Linked DNA regions of Homo sapiens: region 2 is linked to region 1. A link is an interaction called in ENCODE POLR2A ChIA-PET data of the cell type or tissue named here. Cell type or tissue: Caco-2. All regions are shown on one strand. Links, peaks and the distances in the headings refer to the core of each region. The heading gives the core; the rest is flanking DNA. Region 1 overlaps CTNNA3 (catenin alpha 3). Region 2 overlaps CTNNA3 (catenin alpha 3).

What was found. Peaks named below come from ENCODE experiments on the same cell type or tissue, not always from the same donor. Only the 100,000 strongest peaks of a DNase experiment are listed, where the experiment ranks them.
Region 2: POLR2A ChIA-PET joins it to region 1 with 5 read pairs; 2 of 35 experiments call an interaction of 5 or more read pairs at or near these places.

The regions. Positions count from the first base shown.
Region 1 is chr10:66,064,230-66,075,786 of GRCh38, forward strand. CTNNA3 (catenin alpha 3) reads right to left here. Exons shown (of 18, transcript NM_013266.4): 15 at 5,079-5,260. Among named protein-coding and RNA genes, the nearest start is that of CTNNA3-AS1, 9.2 kb to the right of the region's middle. In Caco-2, for the core only: no CTCF peak of the experiment used is centred there; no DNase peak of the experiment used is centred there.
Region 2 is chr10:66,156,958-66,168,514 of GRCh38, forward strand. All of the region lies in intron 13 of CTNNA3 (catenin alpha 3), which reads right to left. Among named protein-coding and RNA genes, the nearest start is that of CTNNA3-AS1, 83 kb to the left of the region's middle. RefSeq lists an enhancer at 9,575-9,744. In Caco-2, for the core only: no CTCF peak of the experiment used is centred there; a DNase peak (open chromatin) is centred at 5,944.

The DNA.
Region 1 (11,557 bases), core at 2,150-10,149:
CGTGAACAGCATGGGGGAAACTGACGCCATGATTCAATTGCCTTCACCTGGTCTCTCCCTTGACATGTGGGAATTATGAGGATGATAATTCAAGATAAGATCCGGATGGGGACACAAAGCCTAACCATATTATTGATGGTGTTTTACCAAGCCTTCTTTGAATGTGTCAACACCTTTTCTAATTTCCTTGGTGATCATTCTTTTTTGCATCTTAATTTCTCTTTCATGGTGGCATTTCTGATTATGCAATTTGAAATTCATCAGTTTAATAGGTCACACACTTGGGATCTCTATTTCTTAAAGATGGCCTTTATTTAAATAAGACCCCCCAGGGAAAAGCATTCACCGTTGATGCTCCATCAAGCTGGTGTGTGAAAATATCTCTGGTTCCCCTTTTAAAGGTAGGGCTATAAGCTTTTCTAAGAGTCTTAGTCCCAGGTCTCCGGACTATGTGTCTCCTCCAAATGCCATAAGGGCATTAAAATTAAAATCTTAGTATCAACATTTAGGATCTATATATGGGCTAACAAGCAAGCAAAGAGAGTGACTTTCAAGACTTTCACAAAGTAAGCTTATGCTTACTTCCCTGCTTTTTGTTCAAATTTTGTGTTTTTTTGTTTATTCCTGGTTCCTTCTGAATTAAAGTAGTATTTTAAAAATCTAATTAATTCAGCTACTACATATTAAATATATACTAAGCATATATACACATGCTGTTATAAATTCTGGGTATAAAAAAAGGCAAATTTCATACATTCATACAACTTATACTCTGTTATGGAAATAGAGGCAGGAAATATGGGAAAAAATGAATTATTTAAACCAAAAAGTGATAACTGCTAAAAGGAAAGTAATATAGAGTGATAATGAAACTGATGTACAGACTAGTTGGGGAAAGTCTTTACCCTGGGTGGCCAAAAAAGGCTAATCTGATTCTCAGCTCATTCATTCAAGCTGTGACCAGAAGGAACAGCCATGTAAACTTATGTTGGTTTAAATGGTTTTTTTTTGTTTTGTTTTGTTTTGTTTTCCCTTCTCACTAACCATTTATCTCATTTTTGGCTATAGCTTTTTATTCCCCTTTTACAATTTCATTCTGTCCCTCCCCATTTCCTCTTTCCCTTCAGCCTAAAATATATTCAAACATCCAGAAGTCTCAAAAATCTTGTCATGATCATTAGTCTCTTTTAAGTTACTACCTTGAGTCTCTTTGTTTTTTGATCTGCTATTCTCTTACCTATCTTTTTAAATAAGGTTTTTTTCCATTCACCATTTCGTAAAGCAAAAGTCAACAACAAATTGATTAAATCTACTAATTGCCAAACTAGTATCTTTTTAATCATTATCTTCAAGTAAGACCATTGATTACTCACTGAAATTCTCTGCCCAGCATCCTCCTTTGTATGTTACTTTTCTTATTAACACTTGAATGCTCTTTCTTTATCAGATTCTATTTTCTCTGCCCACTTCTTCAAAGCTTCTGTTCCTCATGGCTTTACCCTTCATTGTTGTCCCTTCTAGCTCTAAATCCTGTCTATAAATACACCCACTTGAATTATTTATACTATTTTATGGTGAGAAAGCTTAAGAGTCTTCTCAGTGCCACTTACCAAGTTATTATTATTATTATTTTATTTATTTTTATTTTTTTGAGACAGAGTTTCGCTCTTGTTGCCCAGGCTGATATGCAATGGTGCAATCTCGGCTCACCACAATCTCCGCATCCTGGGTTCAAGTGATTCTCCTGCCTCAGCTTCCTGAGTAGTTGGGATTACAGGTGCATGCCACCACACACAGCTAATTTTGTATTTTTAGTAGAGACAGGGTTTCTCTATGTTGGTCAGGCTGGTCTCGAACTCCCAACCTCTGGTGACCTGTCCACCTTGGCCTCCCAAAGTGCTGGGATTACAGGCGTGAGCCACCGCACCTAGCCACCAAGATGATATTATAATATAACTATTATAGTTCAGGTTTCTTTCCATATGTTGTTTTTCATATAAATGTATTGATACTTTAAATCAGCAACAAATTATAGAAGGTTAAAAGTTGTAATTAAATTATCCAAAATCCAACTACTAAAACATAATCATTATTTAAACCCATGAAAGTTTAGTTTTGTTCCTATACAGGCATATACATGTCTATGTTATATATGTTTGTATTATATAATGCTTGTGATTATATGTGTGGAGAAAGAGAGAGAAACAGAGACAGAGAGAAAGAGAGAAGCAGAGACATATACAAACAGATTTCTCCGAATCTTTGCCTGCAGAAATTGAACCATGGGCCAAAACTGAATTACTTTCTATATGAAGAGGAATAAGAAGACATTTAGAAGCTATGGACTAGAGTTGGAAAAATGGCAAGAGTTAAGTGCAAAAAATAGAAATAGACATTTAAAGAGGTATTTTTATGAAATTCCATGTATAATACACAATAAATTTAATTTTCTCACTTTCCAATGAAATCTTCACTGCACATAATCTTTGGAAAGTGGATTTCTTTCAGAAGAATACAAAGTAGAACTGAATTATATTGTAAAGAGTAAGTTTGGTATAAAACAAAACAAAGACAAAAATATGCATATGAGAATATCTATGCATCCATATACATAATAGATTATAAAATTTAGACTACTTTCATACTATTTAAAAAACTTGACTTTATTTTCTATAGACTCTTTTCATGTGGCAGGCAACCATTTGTTTAATCATCCCAATTTTTCTATTATTTTAAATAATTCTATAGTTATCCTGTTGGGGCTCAGAAAAAAAAAATATACGCCAAAATGAAGGACTTAGAAGCAGCTTCAGAAGCAAAAGTTTTTCTCTGATTTTTTTCTGTTCTCCTGTTGCTCAGTTCCATTTTCCCCTGAGGCTAGTCATAAATACTAGAATCCTTCTCCAAGGCAGGTCACAGAAGCCAGAACCCCTTTTCCCCAAAGCTAGTGATAAAACATAAAAATATTATTCTAAAACGATCTCCATCTCTCTGTGTAATTGTACTAGTCATACAATAATTTTCCTACCTACCTTGTTTGACTATAGGTCATAAGACCCATATTCCAGCGAGGGTCTTGCCCCATATCCAGAAGGTAGAAATACATGTTCAGAGAAGCCAAGAAAAATCTAGACAGACAGGCCTTGCTGGGTACCCCACTCAGTCTATTAACATAAGATCATACCTTATTTGTCCCATCATATTTCTACATGATTGTCCATACTTTATTGAACTTAAGCATAAAAATAAACAATTTATCCTGTGTCTTTGGGTCTTCATTCTGAAGGCTACCATATATACTTGGTAAATAAATTTATATGTTTTTTCACCTATTAATCTGCCTTTTGTGAGTTGATTTTTCAGTAAACTTTCAGAGGCCAAGGGTTTCCTTTATTCAAAAAAGTTTGGCCAGGTGCGGTGACTCATGCCTGTAATCCCAGCACTTTGGGAGGCTGAGGCGGGCGGATCACGAGGTCAGGAGTTTGAGACCAGCCACACCAATATGGTGAAACTCCGTCTCTACTAAAAATACAAAAATTAGCTGGGTGTGGTGTTGTGCGCCTGTAGTCCCAGCTACTCGGGAGGCTGAGGCAGAAGAATCGTTTGAACCCCAAAGGCAGAGGTTGCAGTGAGCCGAGATCGTGCCACTGCACTCCAGCCTGGATGACAGAGCGAGACTCCATCTCAAAAAAAAATAAAAAGTTTATCACTTTATATTATTTCCTTTGGATAGGTTCCCTGAAGTATAGTACAGATATGGATACAGATGATGCACGTATGAAAAGTTTATAAAGATTTTCATTTTACGCATATTCCCAAATTACTATAAGGCTTATGTCATTAGATTTTCAACACGATGCTCTGTACCAAGCCTATTTTAAAAGTTTTGGCAAATTTGATAGATTTAAAATACATCTTATTCTAACTATTTTATTTTTAATATTTTTCAAATATTTGTCTGCCATAACTTTTATAAGGAGAAAGTGGTTAATAATATAACCATATTCTTTGTCCATTCTTCCACTACAATATTAATTTTTTATGTCTGCAAGTATTCTTTATATATAAATGGGATCAAATTTTTGTTTATCCAGTTATCCATTTACATTTCAATATTGCTTAGGACATTCTATTGATGTACATTTTTTGAAGTTCAATTTAACAATCCTTTCTTTGTAAATTATTTTGTATGTAATTTTCATAAACTGTTTCTCAATTTTAATATCACTGAAAGATTCATGTACATTTTCTCCATTAATTATGATTTTAAAATTAACAGTTATTTCATTACTCCACCTGAAAGTTATTTTGGGGTATAAATGAATGTACCAACGGTACACAGCACCATATACATGAATACTACATGGTAATACAAATGAAAGATTTTCTAAGTGTACTAGGTCAGCTTCAGTGTATCCTTCTGTACTGTGGCTTTTATAACTACACCACGACTGAATTATTTTAGTTGTTATAGTTTGTGTACATTAGTTACTAGTAGGGCAGCCACTATATATTTTATTGCTTTTTGACTAACTCTATAAAATGACATTTTAAGACAATAACAAACATTTTTATTACTTCTGCAATATGCCCACAATGTACATTTTTTTCATGGCTATCATTAAGTGATTATAATTTCAAATATATCTAGTTCTCATCTCAGAAGCAAAAGATACCACTATCCTGATTATGCTATAAATCACTATAACTAAAATTACACAGCTATGAAACTCAACCATTCAGATAGCTCCAATACCAGCGAATCACTTGGTTTACCAAATTCTTTGTAGAAGTCACATGCTAGTATGATACACAGAGCAGATGCCTGGGGAAGGGGAAGGTGAGAGAGTATAAGTGGTGTCCAAACCAATTCCACAGAAGTTTCTGAGAAACTTGCCATATTTATTTATCGATCGAAACCTCTAGAATTGTACACCTACAACTTTCTAATACTATATTTGCTTTTCCCCTACCACCTGATTTTTGGCACTTGACACTCAGAGAATCTTGAGGTTTCACTAATATGACTAATATTTTCAGCCATTATGAATATTACACATCGTTTTCCACATAATTACCTAGTGAAGTCTGTCATCTCCATCATGATCATACACATGTTCTTGGCCAGAACAATGATGTCGTTGCTTGTATCATCCCATATCTCAATCTCAGCATCCAGCTTACTCTTTACTTTCTTGAAATCAGCAACTTGCTCAGCAATCTTTTCTTTTTCTGCCTCAGGCAGTTGAGTCATCTTAGCCTAAAACATGTGATAATTAGAGTTAAAATCATTCCACTATGTCAAAAGCATTTTAGGAATAAGTAGATATTATAGGATACTCATAAAACTTGTTCATTTAAAATCAGAGGCACAATATAGTTAAATTCATTCAATTAAAACTTTCCAGGCTTAATATTTCATATAAAAATCTATTAAATTATAATAGTTTGCTCTAGAACTATAATGTTACATTTAGAATAACACTGTAGAACTTGGTGTCCAACATACTTAAATCCATTTTATAAAATAAATGTGGGACTTTGCAAATTTCTAATACGCTTCAAATTTTAAATTAACATCAATTTAGTGTAATGCATCACCTTTGTTAGAAAAGTGCGTATAAAAAGGTGGATGTATAACATAATTTAACTTGAAATGAGACTATGTCTACCTATGTGTATATATGCAATTACAGGATGAATTAGTCATGCCTCAACTTTAACATAATAAAGAAAAAACAATGATGCTTTTAGTTTGAATTTTCTGTAAATATCTCAGCATAATGCTTGACACATATTGAATGTTCCATAAATGGTAGCTATTTCTTATTCAATAAAATTATCAAAATATTTTCATATGTCTAATAAATTTTTTCATTTTGTTTGTATTTTTTCTATGAAGAATCAAATTAAGCTACACAAGACTAAGTTTTTAACTGACACAAGTGCTATTTCTTAGCCTCTGAAAGTAGTTTGTAGTTTCTTTTCTGAGGAAATGTGTCCTATGTGAGGTTGTAAGAGAGGAGCAACTTTTACTACTGCTGGCATATGGCAAAGCACGTAAATGAAGACACAGCTCACTACTTCTGAAATGAAAAGTAATATGCAAGCACGTTAAGTAAATTATAAGCCACCAACCCATTAAACTGACTCACGAATAGAAATGGGTTTTCTCCATCTTGACTACCGGTCATTATCATTCTCTCCATTCTCATAAAAGGTGTTTAAATGTTCAAATTACAATAGCTCCAGATAGGTTCAACTGGTGCTTCTCTTTACATTCTGTATCTCAGAGGTCATAAATCTGTGATTCTATTTATTAGAATAAATAGTGCTGAATATACACTGGTATATTATGGAAAATTATTTACTGTTCTCATAATAAAGCTATTCAAGAGCTGAACTGGTTAAGTGTATTCCAAGTTCAGTTACTTGGAATGCCACTGATTTCCAATATGACCTTGAGGAAGTTACCTAACCCTCCTGTCTAAGTTTCCCTAGACACAAAATGACAGTAATTGCAACTGCTATCCACCTGCCATGCAGGGAACAGAGTCAATTATTGGATAAGATTGCGACTGACCCTGTTGTGGACAGGGAGCTCATTGGTTGCACTTCATCTCCTTAATAACATCTCAACTCAAATGGTGAATTACAACAGACATTTACCTCTGACAAGATAAGAGCCAAAAGTTGGGCAATAGTTTGCAAAATTAAAAGTTCTAGAGAATTCTGGTCCTTTTTCTCAGGGGGAACAATAGCAGCAACAAAACATTAAGTTACTGACACCTTTGCAGAAGGTTTTAAGTGCTTCTATGATTTATTATATGTCATCGATCAATTTCAACCACGCTGAAAATTCCAAAGGAAGACTTAAGAGAATACTTGATGTTTGGAAAGTCTAGGTGAAAAATTCTTTATTGAATTATTTTGTTCAAGTTAAACAAAGAAACTGAGGTACAAAGCTTAAGAAAAATTAAGTAAGTAGAATATCTCTGATATATATCGCCAGGTGGCTATGTGTTTAGGTTTCTGCTTACATCTATAGAGCAGAACTCTGATAGAAATAACTGTCAAAGGCTTTTTCAATCACTGCCATCTGAATAAGATTATATTGTGTAACTATTGATCTTGGAATGTGTTACCAAACACAAGAAACATTTAAACTTCATAGCAGCCCTATGAGGAATTATTATTATCCCAATTTTGTAAGTGAGGAAATCGAGTCTCTCTGAAACATTAAGTGATTTATCAAGATTATAGTGTCAGTCAATGGTAGAATCAGGATGTAAATCAGAAAATATAGCTCTAGAGTTTTTGTTCTATCACTAAGCCAACAAACACGAATAATATTGCCCACAATATACCAATATATACACATTCTCCATGATGGTATTTCTCTATCGCTGTCTACCTTTGAAAGCAATTGTTCTCCAAAGAATAGTCACATTGTTTAGAACCTAAGTTTCCAAATCTTTAAATTATATACCATGATCTTTACCTGACAGGCTGTTTTGGACATCAAATGATATGCAAGAACACACTTTTTGAGTAAAGTGATGTTAACTGTCAACCATTACTTACACAAATAGATTCAGTTCTTTACTCTCTGCAGTGAATCTCAGAACTCTATTTATAATATTATCCATTATTTTTCAATGAAAAGCTGTGTTATCCCAATTGCCTATTAGGCATTTTTAAGCATAGATTTCATTTACTAATTTAACTCTAAAAGAGAGGTCGGCAGAATTTTTCTATAAAGGACAAGATAGTGATATATGCTTTGCAGCTCACACCATATCACTCCGTTACTCAACTGGCAGAGTTGTTACTCTGTTATATTGCAAGAGCAGTCATGAATACTACATAAACAAATCAGTGTGTCTCTGTTCCAATAACACCTTATTATAGACATTGAAATTTGAATTTTACATAATTTTCACATGCCACAAATATTATTCTGATCACATCTGATTACATCTATTCTGAATTTTTTCAACCACTTAAAAATGTAAAGGCCATTCTTAGCTCATGTACAAAAGCAGGCAGCAGGCCAGATTTGACCTGTTGACTACAATTTGCCAACACCTGCTATAAAACTTTCCTATGACCAGGGAACACAGATTTTTATTGTTTTTCTCTGTCTTCATTATCCTTACTTTGTTTGTAACTCCTGAAAGTGCTGACCAAGTGATGCCTGAAACATTTTCTTGTTTTTGTTTTGTTTTGTTTTAAGGCAGAGTCTTGCTCTGTCACCCAGGCTGGAGTGCAGTGGCATGATCTCAGCTCACTGCCACCTCTACCTCCTAGATTCAAGCAATTCTCCCACCTCAGCCTCCCAAGTAGCTGGGACTATAGGCGCCCACTACTGTGCCCAGCTAATTTTTGTATATTTAGTAGAGACGGGGTTTCACCATTTTGGACAGGCTGGTCTTGAACTCCTGACCTCGTGATCCACTCTCTTGGTTTTTGCCTTCCCCTTACATCCAACTGCCCCTTCTCAGAGTCCTCCATCTCCCCTTATCTGCCAAACGCGCATCTCCCAAAGAATCTGTGCTGACCCTTTTAACTTTCTTCATTATCTTCTCCCTTAGCACACTCATCTACTTTCTTTTCTTTTTTACATTGGGAAATAAAATTGTAAGTACTTACTATGCACCACATTATGTTCTGAAGTGTATATACCTTGTGGAATACATAATGGAATACTATTCAGCCATAAAAAAGAATGAAATCCTGTCATTTGTGACAACAGGGAATCTGGAGGAAATTATGTTAAGTGAAATAACCAGACACTGAATGATGAGTACCACATGACCTCACTCATATGCAGAATCTAAAAACGGTATCACAAAAGGAGAGAATAGAGTAGGGGTTACCAGGAGCTGGGGTAGTGGGGGAGGGGGTTTGAGAAGATGTTGGTCAGAGGATAAAAAATTTCATTTAGACAGGAGGAATAAGTTCAAGAAATCTATTATACAACATGGTGACTACAGTGAATAGTAAATTGTATTCTTGAAACATGCTGAGTGAGTGTAAAGTGTTCTCACCACAAAGATGATAACTGTGTGAGGTAATGCATGTGTTAATTAGCCAATATAGTTCTTCTACAGTGTACATATAGGTCAGCTACGCTACTTTCATGACTTCAGCCATCACTGCTATGAAGATTACTTCCAAACAACCTCTTCAGTCCTGTTCTCCTTTCCAATACTGTGATCAGTACATTCACTGCTGTTAGGAATACCTCATCACAGAAGGATGAAAAACACACTCAGCCAAACCATTTATCCTCTTGATTTTCATGTTTCTCAGTGATACTTCCTGCCTTCCAGTCTTGAAGTTTTATATTTTAGAAAATTATCCTCTTTTCTTTAGCCTATTCTGTCAGTTGTCCATTTTATCCTTTATCACATCCATTTCCCTCTATATATTAATATTACCATTCCTGCTGTCTTCTGGTCTTAATATTCTCCTTTGTTTTAAATCTTCTTGCTTTGCTACTGCTTGATTCAATCTTTCTGAATATGATGGAATTGTGCAATCCTTCATCTAATCTCCTTATCTTTACATCACCTTATCAAATAAAGGGTATCAATTCCTCAAACACCACCATTATATTTGTTTGATTAAAATAGAAAATTCATATAAAATGCCTAAATCATAAATGTACAGTTGGAACGATTTTCACAAACAGAGCAAATCCATGCACCTACACTCATATCAAGAAACCTTAAAAAGATTACAGACACTCGGAAGCCTCCTTCTATCTTCTGCTAGTCACTATCTCCTAAGGGTAATCACTAACTTCATTTCTAAAACTGTAGATTTGCCCATGTTTTAATCTTATAAAGGTGTGGAATAATAGCACATGAATTCTTGTGTCTGGCTTTTTGTATTCAGCACTTAAGTGCTTGAAATGCATCTATTCTGTTGCATGTAGTTATATTTTGTTTATTCTCATTGCTCTATACAGATATTATTCCACTCTACAAATATATATATATATATTTCTATAAATTTATTCATGTTTTTCTATAAACAATATTTTGAAAACTATTCCGTTTTTGGCTATGATAAATAATGAGTATTCTTGGACTTTTCTTTAGGTGCACATATGGGTGTATTTCTCTTGAGTATGTATCTAGGAATGGAATTAGTACATCACAGGGATCATCATAACCTTTGTTTCTACCAGCTTTTCAATCTCATCCCATCTTACTTCCTTCAACACACTGTACCCTCAAGCTAAGCTAAGCTATTTGTTGCTGCAGGTAAATATCTTGAGATATTGCCCATTAATTATTTTTGCTCATCTTCCCTTCCCCCAATTTGTTGGTCCAAATTTAATCATATTTCCAGGCCAGACTCATATAGTATATGCCCCTTTCTCCATTCTTCAAGTGTGTGTAATTATTCTCTCAAAATTTTTAGAACATGTTGTCAGTTCTTCCCCCTAGATGTTCATATTGTTCTCTCTTGTAGTCTAATCTTGTGAACACAACTATCTTATCTCACTTACTAGAGATGTTGTTGAAAACAATATCATCTTTCAGAATAATAATTATGACATTACACATAATTTTTCATTTGTACTTTTTAGATGTATTTTTTTCTCCTTCCCCTAGAAAATAAGTCCTCTTAAAGTAGGAACATATTGCATGATAAATGTTTGTTTGTGATTGTTAACAGAAATACTCAAGAGCTAAAAAAAACTCAAGACTTTTGAGCTCAAAATTTTATATCACTGATCTTGTATTTTCATTGTCAACCACATTTACACAAATGCCAAGCTTTTGCCTCTACACAGATCTTAGATTCATTTCTCTTATGCACTTTTCCTAGTATTTTTCAAACTCAGGTCCTTATTATTCCTCCAAGACTGTATTAATAGCACAATTGATCGTTTTTCATCTTCATATCTGCTTATTAATTGTACTATGCTCATTACTACTGCATCAAATATTGATATGCTTACATTATTTATCTGCTTAAAAAATTTAAATGACTATAATTACCCCTTAAAAGAGACAAAAGGAAAAGAAAGGAAAAAAGTGACATAATAGGAAAAATGCAGAAATTGTTGTCATACAGACCACCATTCAAATTCCACTTTGGCCAAGTATTAGTTATACAGCAATTAACAATCCTAAACCCCAGTTTCATATGTTAAATGATAATAAATTTATAGGAGTTGTGTGAGAATTAGTTATGACTATAAACAATTGTACCTGGAATATATTAGGGACTCAGTAAATGGTGCATATATAAATAATGTATATAAATGTATCATCTTGGCCTCCAAGACTTTCCACAAAATGGAAAAGAAGGATAACTAAAATATTCATGTAGCCTACCTCACAGAGCCTAGGCAAGAACCAAATGAAATATTTTGAGTAAGTGCTTTCCATAAGCAATAAATGCCATAGAAATATAGCGCCATTATAATTATCTTATTCTCAGAAGCCCCAGAATCCACATCACTTATTTTGCAGATAAGAAAATTGTCCCAGAAAGGGGAAATGACTTAAAAGAACTCTCCAGCTGGCTAGTGACA
Region 2 (11,557 bases), core at 1,809-9,808, 92 kb after region 1:
GGAGGACGTAACCTATTGATTTTCAGTTTTGTATTTCATTTGCATTTGGGTTTTGGTTTTGTTTTGTTTTGCTTTCCTTATTTCCTTTTTTAAAATTTTTCCATAAGTTATTGGGGTACAAGTGGTATTGGTTACATCAGTAAGTTCTTTAGTGGTGATTTGTGAGACTTTGGTGCACCCATCACCCAAGTAGTATACGCTGCACCTTATTTGTAGTGTTTTATCCCTCGTCCCCCTCCCACTACTCCTCGCAAGTCCCCAAAGTCCATTGTATCATTCTTATGCCTTTGCATCCTCATAGCTTAGTTCTCATATATCAGTGAGAACATTTGATGTTTGGTTTTCCATTCCTGAGTTACTTCACTTAGAATAATAGTCTCCAATTCCATCCAGGTCACTGAAAATGCTGTTAATTCATTCCTTTTTATGGCTGAGTAGTATTCTATCATAGATAGGTAGGTAGGTAGGTAGGTAGATAGATAGATAGATGATAGATAGATAGATAGATAGACAGATGATAGATAGATAGATATGTAGATAGATAGATAGATAGATAGATAGATAGATAGATAGATAGATAGATAATCACACTTTCTTTATCCATTCATTGAGTGATGGGCATTTGTGTTGGTTCCACAATTTTGAAGTTGTGAATTGTGTTGCTATAAACATGCATGTGCAAGTATCTTTTTCGAATAATGATTTCTTTTCCTCTGGGTAGATACCCAGTAGTGAGATTACTAGATCAAATGGAAGTTCTACTTTTAATTCTTTAAGGAATCGCCACACTGTTTTCCATAGTGGCTGCATGAGTTTACATTCCCGCCTGCAGTGTAGAAGTGTTCCCTGATTATCTCATCCATGCCAACATCTACTGTTTTTTTTATTATGGCCATTCTTGCAGGAGTAAGGTGGTATCGCATTGTGGTTTTGATTTGCATTTTCCTGATCATTAGTGATGTTGAGCATTTTTTCATATGTTTGTTGGCCATTTGTATATCTTCTTTTGAGAATTGTCTATTCATGCCCTTAGCCCACTTTTTGGTGGGATTGTTTGCTTTTTCTTACTGATTTGTTTGAGTTCATTCTAGATTCTGTATATTAGTCCTTTGTCAGATGTACAGATTGTGAAGATTTTCTCCCACTCTGTGGGTTGTCTGTTTACTCTACTGATTGTTCCTTTGGCCGTGCAAAAGCTCTTTAGTTTAATTAGGTCCTAGCTATTTATCTTTGTTTTTACTGAATTTGCTTTTGGGCTCTTGGTCATGAAATCTTTGCCCAAGCCAATGTCTAGAAGGGTTTTTCCGATGTTATCTTCTATAATTTTTATAGTTTCAGGTCTTAGGTGTGCATCTTGAGTTGATTTTTTTATAAGGTAAGAGATGAGGATCCAGTTTCATTCTCCTACATGTGGCTAGCCAATTATCCTAGTACCATTTGTTGAAAAGGGTGTCCTTTCCCCACTTTATGTTTTTGTTTGTTTTGTCAAAGATCAGTTGGCTGTATTTGGGTTTATTTCTGGGTTCTCTATTCTGTTCCATTGGCCTATGTGCCTATTTTTGTACTAGTACCATGCTGTTTTGGTGACTATGGCCTTATAGGATAGTTTGAAGTCAGGTAATGTGAAGCCTCCAGATTTGTTCTTTTTGCTTAGTCTTGCTTTGGCTATGCAGGCTCTTTTTTGGTTCCATATGAATTTTAGAATTGTTTTTTCTAATTCTGTGAAGAATGATGGTGGTAATTTAATGGAAATTGCATTGAATTTGTAGATTGTTTTGGCAGTATGGTCATTTTCACAATATTGATTCTACCCATTCATGAGCATAGGACATGTTTCCATTTCTTTGTGTTGTCTATGATTTCTTTCAGCAGTGTTTTGTAGTTTTCCTTGTAGAGGCCTTTTGACTCCTTGGTTAGGTATATTCCTAAATATTTTATTTTTATTTTTATTTTTTTGCAGCTACTGTAAAAGGGGTTGAGTTCTTGATTTGATGCTCTGCTTGGTCGCTGTTGTTGTATAGAAGAGCTACTGATTTGTGTACATTAATCTTGTATCTGGAAACTTTGCTGAATTCTTGTATCAGTTCTAGGAGATTTCTGGAGGAGTCTTTAGGGTTTTCAAGGTAAATGATCATGTCATCAGCAAACAGTGACAGTTTGACTTCCTCTTTACCAATTTGGATGCCATTTATTTCTTTCTCTTGTCTGATTGCTTGGCTAGGACTTCCAGTACTATGTTGCAGAGTAGTGGTGAGAGTGGGCACGCTTGTGTTGTTCCAGGTCTCAGAGGGAATTCTTTCAACTTTTCCCCATTCAGTATAATGTTGGCTGTGAGTTTGTCATAGATGGCTTTTATTACATTAAGGTATGACCCTTGTATGCCAATTTTGCTTTGAGTTTTAATCATAAAGCGATGCTAGATTTTGTCAGGTGCTTTTTCTGCATCTATTGAGATAATCATGTGATTTTTATTTTTGATTCTGTTTATGTGGTATATCACATTTATTGACTTGCATATGTTACCATCCCTGCATCCCTGGTATGAAACCCACTTGATCATGGTAGATTATCTTTTTGATATGTTGTTGGGTTCGGTTAGCTAGTATTTTGTTAAGGATTTTAGCATCTATGTTCATCAAAGATATTGGTCTTTAGTTTTTTGTTTTCTGTTTTTTTTTTTTTTTTTGGTTATGTTCTTTCCTGGTTTTGGTATTAGCATGATGCTGGCTTCATAGAATGAATTAGGGAGGATTCCTTCTTTCTCTGTCTTGTGAATTAGTGTCAAAGGGATTGGTACCAATTCTTCTTAGAATGTCTGGTAGAATTCTGCTGTGAATCTGTCTAGTCCTGTATTTTATTTTTGTTGGTAATTTTTCAATTACTATTTCAATCTCACTGCTTGTTGTTGGTCTGCTCAGGGTATCTAATTTGTCCTGATTTAACCTAGGAGAGCTGTATTTTTCCATGAATATATTCATCTCTTCTAAGTTTTCTAGTTTATTTACATAAAGATGTTCATAGCAGCCTTGAATGATCTTTTGTATTTCAGTGGTGTCAGTTGTAGTGTCTCCTCTTTCATTTCTCAGTGAGGTTATTTGGATTTTCTGTCTTCTTTTCTTGGTTAATCTTGCTGATGGTTTATCAGTTTTATTTATCTTTTCAAAGGACCCGTTTTTTGTTTTATTTATCTCTTGTATTTTTTGTTTGTTTCAATTTCATTTAGTTCTGCTTGGAACTTCGTTATTTCCTTTCTTCTGCTGGGTTTGGGTTTGATTTGTTCTTGTTTCTCTAGTTCCTTGAGGTGTGACTTTAGAATATCAGTTTGTGCTCTTTCAGTCTTTTTGATGTAGGCGTTTAGGGCTATGAACTTTCCTTTTAGCACCGCCTCTGCTAAAAATTCCAGAGGTTTTGTTAGGTTGTGTCATTATTGTCATTCAGTTCGAATAATTTCTTAATTTCCATTTTGATTTTGTTTTTGACCCAATGCTGATTCAGGAGCAGGTTATTTAATTTCCATATATTTGCATGGCTTTGAAGGTTCCTTTTGGAGTTGATTTCCAGTTTTATTCCACTGTGGCTTGAGAGAGTGCTTGATATAATGTCAATTTTCTTAAATTTATTGAGGCTCATTTTATGGCCTATTATATGGTCTATCTTGGAGAAAGTTTCATGCGCTGTTGAATAAAATGTGTATTCTGTGGTTGTGAGATGAAATGTTCTATATATATCTGTTAAGTCATTTGTTCCAAGGTATAGTTTTAATTCATTGTTTCTTTGTTGATTTTCTGTCTTGATGACCTGTCTAGTGCTGTCAGTGGAGTACTAAAGTCCCCCACTATTACTGTGTTCTGTCTATCTCATTTCTTAGGTCTATGAGTAATTGTTTTATAAATTTGGGAGCTCCAATGTTAGGTGCATATATGTTTAGGATTGTGATATTTTTCTGTTGGACAAGGCCTTTTACCATTATATAATGTCCCTCTTTGTCTCTTTTAACTGCTGTTGTTTTAAAGTTTGTTTTGTGTGATATAAGAATAGTTACCCTGGCTTGCTTTTGATGTCCATTTGCATGAAATGCCTTTTCCCACACCTTTTCTTTAGGTTTATGTGAGTCCTTATGTGTAAGGTGAGTCTCCTGAAGGCCCCAGATGGCTGGTGAGTCCTCATGCATTCTGCAGTTCTGTATTTTTTAAGTGGAGCATTTAGGCCATTTACATTCAAATGTTAGTATTGAAATGTGAGGTACCTTTGCATTCATCATGCTTTTTGTTACTTGTGTACTTTGGATTTTTGGTTTTGCTTTTGTTATTTACTTGTGTTTTTGTTTTATAGGTCCTGTGTGATTTATGGTTTAAAGAGGTTCTGTTTTGATATGTTTCCAGCATTTGTTTCAAGACTTAGAGCTCCTTTTAGCCATTCTTATAGTGGTGGCTAGGTAATGGCAAATTCTCTCAGCATTTGTTTTTCTGAAAATGACTGTATCTTTCCTTCATGTATGATGCTTAGTTTCGCTGGATACAAAATTCTTGGCTGATAATTGTTTTGTTCAAGAAGGCTGAAGATAGGGCCCCAATCCTTTCTAGCTTGTAGGGTTTCTGCTGAAAAATCTGCTGCTAATCTGATAGGTTTTCCTTTATAGGTTATCTGGTGCTTCTGTCTCACAGCTCTTAAGAGTCTTTCTTTCATCTTAACTTTGTATAGCCTGATGACAATGTGCCTAGGCAATGATCTTTTTACGATGAATTTCTCAGGTGTTCTTTGTGCTTCTTGTATTTGGATGTCTAGGTCTCTAGCAACACAGGGGAAGTTTTCCTCAATTATTCCCCCAAATATGTTTTCCGAATTTTTGGAATTCTCTTCTTCCTCAGGAACACTGATTATTCTTAGGTTTGGTCGTTTAACATAATCCCAGACTTCTTGGAGGCTGTGTTCATATTTTTTTATTCTATTTTCTTTGTCTTTGATGGATTGGGTTAATTCAAAGACCTTGTCTTTCAGCTCTGAATTTCTTTATTCTACTTGTTCAATTCTATTGATGAGACTTTACAGAGCATTCTGCATTTCCGAAAGTGTGTCTAAAGTTTCCTGAATTTTTTATTTTTTTTTTCTTTAAGCTATCTATTTTCTTGAATATTTCTCCCTTCACTTCTTGTATCTTGTTTTGGATATCCTTGCATTGGGCTTTGCCTTTCTCTGGTGCCTCCCTGATTCATTTAATAACTAACCTCCTGAATTCTTTTTCAAGTAAATCAAGGATTTCTTCTTGGTTTGGATCCATGGCTGGTGAACTATTGTGATTTTTTGAGGGGATGTTGAAGAGCCTTGTTTTGTCATATTACCAGGGTTGCTTTTCTGGGTCTTTTTCGTCTGGGTAGGCTCTGTCAGGGGGAGGGTCTAGGGCTGAAGGCTATTGACCAGATTCTTTTGTCCCAAGGAATGTTCCTTTGATGTAGTTATTCTCCCCCTTTTCCTATGGTTGTGGCTTCCTGTGAGCCAAACTGCACTGACTGTTGTCTCCCTTCTGGGTCTAGCCACCCAGCGAGTCTACCCGGCTACAGGCTGGTACTGCAGGTTGTCTGTACAGAGTCCTGTGATGTGAACTGCCTATGGTTCTCTCAGCCGTGGATACCAGCACCTCTTCCAGTGGAGGTGCTGGGTCGGGGGGTGCTATGGACTCCATGAGGGTTCTTAGCTTTGGTCATTTAATGCTTTATTTTTGTGCTGGTTGGCCTCCTGCTGGGAGGTGGCCATTTCCAGAGAGCATCAGGTATAGTAGTATGGAGAGGGACTGACAGTGGTGGGGCTCTAGAACTCCCAAGGTTATATGCCCTTTGTCTTCCACTACTAGGGTGAGTAGGGAAGGACCATCAGGTGGGGGCAGGGCTAGGCATGTCTGAGCTCATACTCTCCTTGGGCGGGTCTTGCTGCAGCTGCTGTGGGGGGTGGGGGTAAGATTCCCAGGTCACTGGAGTTGTGTACCTAGGAGGATTACGGCTGCCTCTGTTGAGTCATGCAGGTTGTCAGGGAAGTGAGGGAAAGCTGGCAGTCACAGACCTCACCCAGCTCCCACATAAACTGAAGGGCTGGTCTCACTCCCATGGTACCCCTGCAACAGCCCCAAGTCTGTTTCCAGGTGAAGGGCGAGATGGGCTTGAAAACTTGCCCCAGGCTACCTGCCTTTCAGCTATGAAAGAAAAGGGCTTGGTTATTCCCCCTCCTGTGGAGTCTGCACACAGGATTTGCACCCTCTCCCCATTTCTGGCCAGGAGGCTTCTCACCCTGTTCAAATTTTTACAAAGTTCCGTTAGTGATTTCCTCCTCCCTGTGGAGTTTTACCCCCTGCTCCTCTGGCCACCCTCCCAATGGATCTCTGTGGTGCCAGGAAGGAATAGGCTGCTAGGGGACCCAGTGAGCTCCCAGGGCCTTTCTGCTGCTTTCTCTACCCCTGTATTTCTCTTGGTTCTCTAAATTGACTCATCTCCAGGTAAAGTCAGAAATTTCTCCTGCAAACAGACCTTCAGGTTCTCCAGTGGGGGTGCGTGTTTGAGAGAGGAGGGTCTCCCTTTCCCACTTCTTCAGTTAGGACACTCACAGTATTTGCAGTGTCTCCCACGTTTTGCAGGAGCAGTCTGCTTCCTTCAGAGGGTCTCTGGGTCCTCTTGGGATTGCTGGTTTGTTCTTGCAGTTGATTTCACTTCTTACTTCTGGGTTTCAGTTATATTATTATATATAAGCTATATGCACAAGGAGATTATATTTTTTGGCAGTGATGCTTAAAAACTTGGATTCCAGACCCAGACTGACAATCACTAGCTGCATGACCATGTTCAAGTTATTTAGCCTCTTTCATCTTCAATGTTTTCATATGATCTATGGTGCAATAATAGCACTCAAGTCAGAAGGCTTTTATTGGGATTAAATGTGTTATATGTGTAAAGATCTTCAAATAGCTTGAGACATGGTAAGTACCATGGAAGTGTTTGCTATGTCATTTTTGTGTTGGTACATATTTGAGTAACATTGTAATGAAAACAATTAAAAGCAACATGGGAGAAAGCATAAAAATTATTTTCCTTAAGAGGGTTCATACTCTAGTGACTTTGAAAAACTGTTTGAGAGCGTGCTAATGTCATATAGCTCAGATGCTTACTATTTACACATCAGTAATTATTGTAGGGGCAGGGAAGGCACTATAAAATTTGTCTGTAACCAAAAATTAAATATTTTTTTCTAACTTGCAGGCCAATCACATTTTATTTTAATTTTAAAATTAAAAACCCAAATATGATGTATATAGTAAATACCATCAAGATACCTATTAATGAGAACTATTATTTTCTAATTTCTTGAGTGGAAGTTATTGTAGTAGATATATTCTGCTTTTTGTCCTGCATTTGTACATTTGGGCAACTTCTCTTCTCTCTGTATTGCACTATTGGGAATATAGGTCATAGATTGCCAAAGTGTCCTGTTCTCCTGGCCACAATCATTGATTCAGGAATAGGAAGGTATCCAAGAACAGCTAACCAGTTTCCACATGGAATTGGACATATGGACACTGTTTTTTTTTTTTTTAGATGTTTCCCTCTTCCCCTCAGACACATAGCAATAAGAGCCAAATTAACAACACAGAGTCTGTCTGAGAATTAAGTTAAATAATCCCAACGTGAACTAGAAAAAGAAAGAAAATCTCTGTAAATGTTATTTAATTATAGAACAATTGACACAATACATAAAAATATGGTTGTGTTCTATGTGAAATTTGTCTTTATTCTAGAATAGTGATTTTAAACATGAGAGATTCTTACCTAATAATATCAATTGATCAAATTTGTGATACTAAAACATAAATCAGTATTCATCCTTCCAACACTGGTTCTATTTACATGAAATTGTATCATTTTAGAGGGGAACAAATGTGATTTGCCGTTTTTTAAATGAATCTTCTGTAGGTCACATTATATTTGGGAGTAGTTTCTAATTATTATTCAAAAAAAGAAAGAAAGGAAAAAGGGAAAATTTCTGTTCCTATCTGACACTTGGCATATTAGTCAAGATCAAATACAGAATACAATACCCTAAATGAAAATAATATGTGCTATATACACCATGGAGTACTATGAATCCATAAAAAAGAATAACGTCGTGTACTTTGCAGCAACATGGATGCAACTGGAGGCTGCTATCCTAAGTGAATTAAGGCAGGAACAGAAAACCAAATATCACATGTTGTCACTTAAAAGTGAGAGCTAAATAATAGGTTTCATACAGCTAAAGAATGGGGACCCTATAGCTCATATGCCATATATAAAGATGGCAACAGTAGACACTGGGGACCACTAGAGTGAAGGGGGTGGAGGAAGAGAGGGGAACAAGGAATGAAAAACTAATTATTGGGCACCATACTCACTACCTGGGTGAAGGGATCAATCATACATCAATTTTACTCTAAGTAAAATTGCATTATGCAATATACCCAGGTAACAAACCTGCATATGTACCCTCTGAATCCAAAATAAAAGCTGAAATTATAAAAAACAAAAGAAAATAGTATGTGCTAAATATTTATATGGTGTTGGTTAGTCATCATTTCTAAAAACCCAATGAGTCCTAATGCCAGTCTTCTCAAAAGCTCATATATAGGATAGAGGAAAAATGGTGAAATATATAGTATTTATTTACAAAGAGAAGGCACTATAGATGTTCATTTACTTCACTGTAGTGAAGTATTATTACCATCTTATTATATATGTGCATGTGTCATCATTTTGTATACCTTCAATATACACAATACAATTTATTTATTTATTTTATTATTATTATTATTTTGAGATGGAGTCTTGCTCTGTCTCCCAGGCTGGAGCGCAGTGGTGCAATCTTGGCTCACTGCAACCTTTGCCTCCCAGGTTCAAGCAATTCTCTGCCTCAGCCTCCCAAGTAGCTGGGATTACAGGCACCTGCCACCACACCTGGCTAATTTTTGTATTTTCAGTAGAGATGGGGTTTCACCATCTTAGCCACCTTGGTCTTGAACTCCTGACCTTGTGATCCATCCTCTTCGGCCTCCCAAAGTGCTGGGATTACAGGTGTGAGCCACCGCACCCAGCCATAAAATTTATTTTCAAAAATGCTTTCACAGAAATTATCTCATTTGAACCTCAAACAAAACCTTCAAGAAGGTAACTGCATTATTTTTTAAGAAAAAAGTTTCACAGAGGCCAAGTGTGATAGCTCACACCTATAATCCCAGCACTTTGGGAGGCTGAGGTGGCCGGATCACCTGAGATCAGGAGTCCAAGAGATCAGGAGTTCAAGACCAGCCTGGCCAACATGGTGAAACCTGTCTCTACTAATGGTGAAACCGGTGTCTACTAAAAATACAAAAACTTAGCAAGGCATAGTGATGGGCACCTATAATCCCAGCTACCTGGGAGGCTGAAGCATGAGAATTGCTTGAACCCAGGAGGCAGAGTTTGAACCGAGCTGAGATCGCACCACTGCACTGCACTCCATCCTGGGGGACAGAGTGACAGTCTGTCTCAAAAAAAAAAAAAAAAAAAAGAAGAAGTTTCAGAAAGATTAAGTAGCTTATCTATGGTTAAAAACAAAAAGCAAAAAACTGGTAACTCACAGAGGTAGAATCTAGTCTCAGTTCAGCTGTTTCCAAATCTCTATGTGGTACATAACATATTTTCGAAGTTTGCATCTCATGTGACAATGTGGGAGGCATAATCAAAACATGGAAACATGAAACAACTAGAGAAGTAATCACATAATTAACTATTATAACAGCAAAAAAAATTAAAATAGGATTAAATTGAAGGGGTGAATGAAGGTTAGTGTGATCAGTTAGTATGATGGCAGAAAAAGAAAAATATTCAATGTGTCCTAAAGGATACATAAAACAGGAACAGGTGTCGATAGAGTTCATGTAACAGTAAGGGACATTTCAGGAAGCTTGAGTTTGGTGGGAGGAGTGGAGCTTTGGAGATACAATGGGAGGTTGGAGAGGTGTGAAGAAAAAGGTGATGTCACTTTATAAAGGAAACTGGAAAGTAAGGCAGAGCAATTTAGACTTGAAGGAATTTCATTTGCTTCTAAAAACTGAAGTATTGTAACATGCAATATGCCTTTCACAAACAAAATAGTCACATATGCCTCTCAGAAAGAAAAGGTACCATGAAATAAGAGAAAGGGACATAGGACACTGTGCTGTATGTAAAAAAGAGGAGAGATTAAGTGTGATAAAATGTTCTACTTTTAAAGCAGGTAATTCCACCTTTCTGCCAACAATTATTATTTTAAAAGGAGGCAAATAGAAAAAAAATTATATGTTAGATTACTAAAGAATATACTTCAAATCTATAAGAATTGAAGCAGTTAGAAAAACTAAATAGTTTACAAATGTGACAGCAAACGTTAAGTTTCCTGTGAGATTTACAATGTCTTTGTATCTGCCCTAGAGATCACTGGGGCTTAATAGACCACCAAGTACAAATGAATCGTTTTAAAAGATTTTAACGTCTTTTGAAGTTCCTACTTAGAAGTAGGATCTTTAATTGACTAATAATTGTGTTAAATCAAAATCATGGAAAATAAGAATGTTTATAATATTATTTTACTTTAATTTTTGGCAAGGTAGAAAGTTATTTAAAGAGACATCAAAAACAAGTTGATCTACTTTATTACTTTGTTAATCTATGTCCTCTGAGAAGCAGACATCTCATGGGATTAAAATCAGGAGGAAGCTGGAAAAGGCTAAGAGAACAGTCAGATCATGATGAAATTATTAACCTGAGTGAAGGAGAGAAGAAAGGATGATTGGGTACAAACTTCCTAGACTGCTGTGCAGTTTGAGGAAAATGAAGTGAAGTTACTGAGGAGTCCCAAGGCACAGGTAGCCACCAGAGGCATCAAGTGTGTCCAGAAATTGGCCTGCCTTAATATCCCAGATACACCTAGTCATCGGCTAAGCACAGCCCATGGGAAATGTAGACATAGCCTCAGCATAGATGCAATCATGGGTTTCAGAGCATGACAGCTGGAGCTCTTGGCCAATTGCCCTCCTTGTGGTTGGAGATCTAAGAGGTGCATTCCTATGGGTGCCAGAGTCACTTTGCTTAAGGCTGGACATGATCTCATGCAACATTAAAAAGAGCTTTTGGCATTTTATTTTTGATGAACAATATATAACTGTGAGCTGTCTATTCTACTGGAATTTAATACTTCTATTACTTTGTAGTTCTTATATTGTGTCACAAATGGAAACTCCCCATACCATATTGTGAAGTGACATCCTGAAAGATAATGAGAGCCACAGCTATAGGCAGGCAATGCCACCGTTTCTAGTAGGCCACTGAATTATCCGTCCACTCATCTAGTTAAGGTATCCATTTATTATTTTTTTTTAAAAAAATACACATAGTCTGGCCTTTGCCTAACTTTTCAACCTCATCTTTTATATTTCACCTATGGCTTACTGTACACTATCGTTCAGTGGTTTTTTTCTGTTCATTGAGCAAGCCAAACTCATTATAACCTCAGAATAGTAATAGCT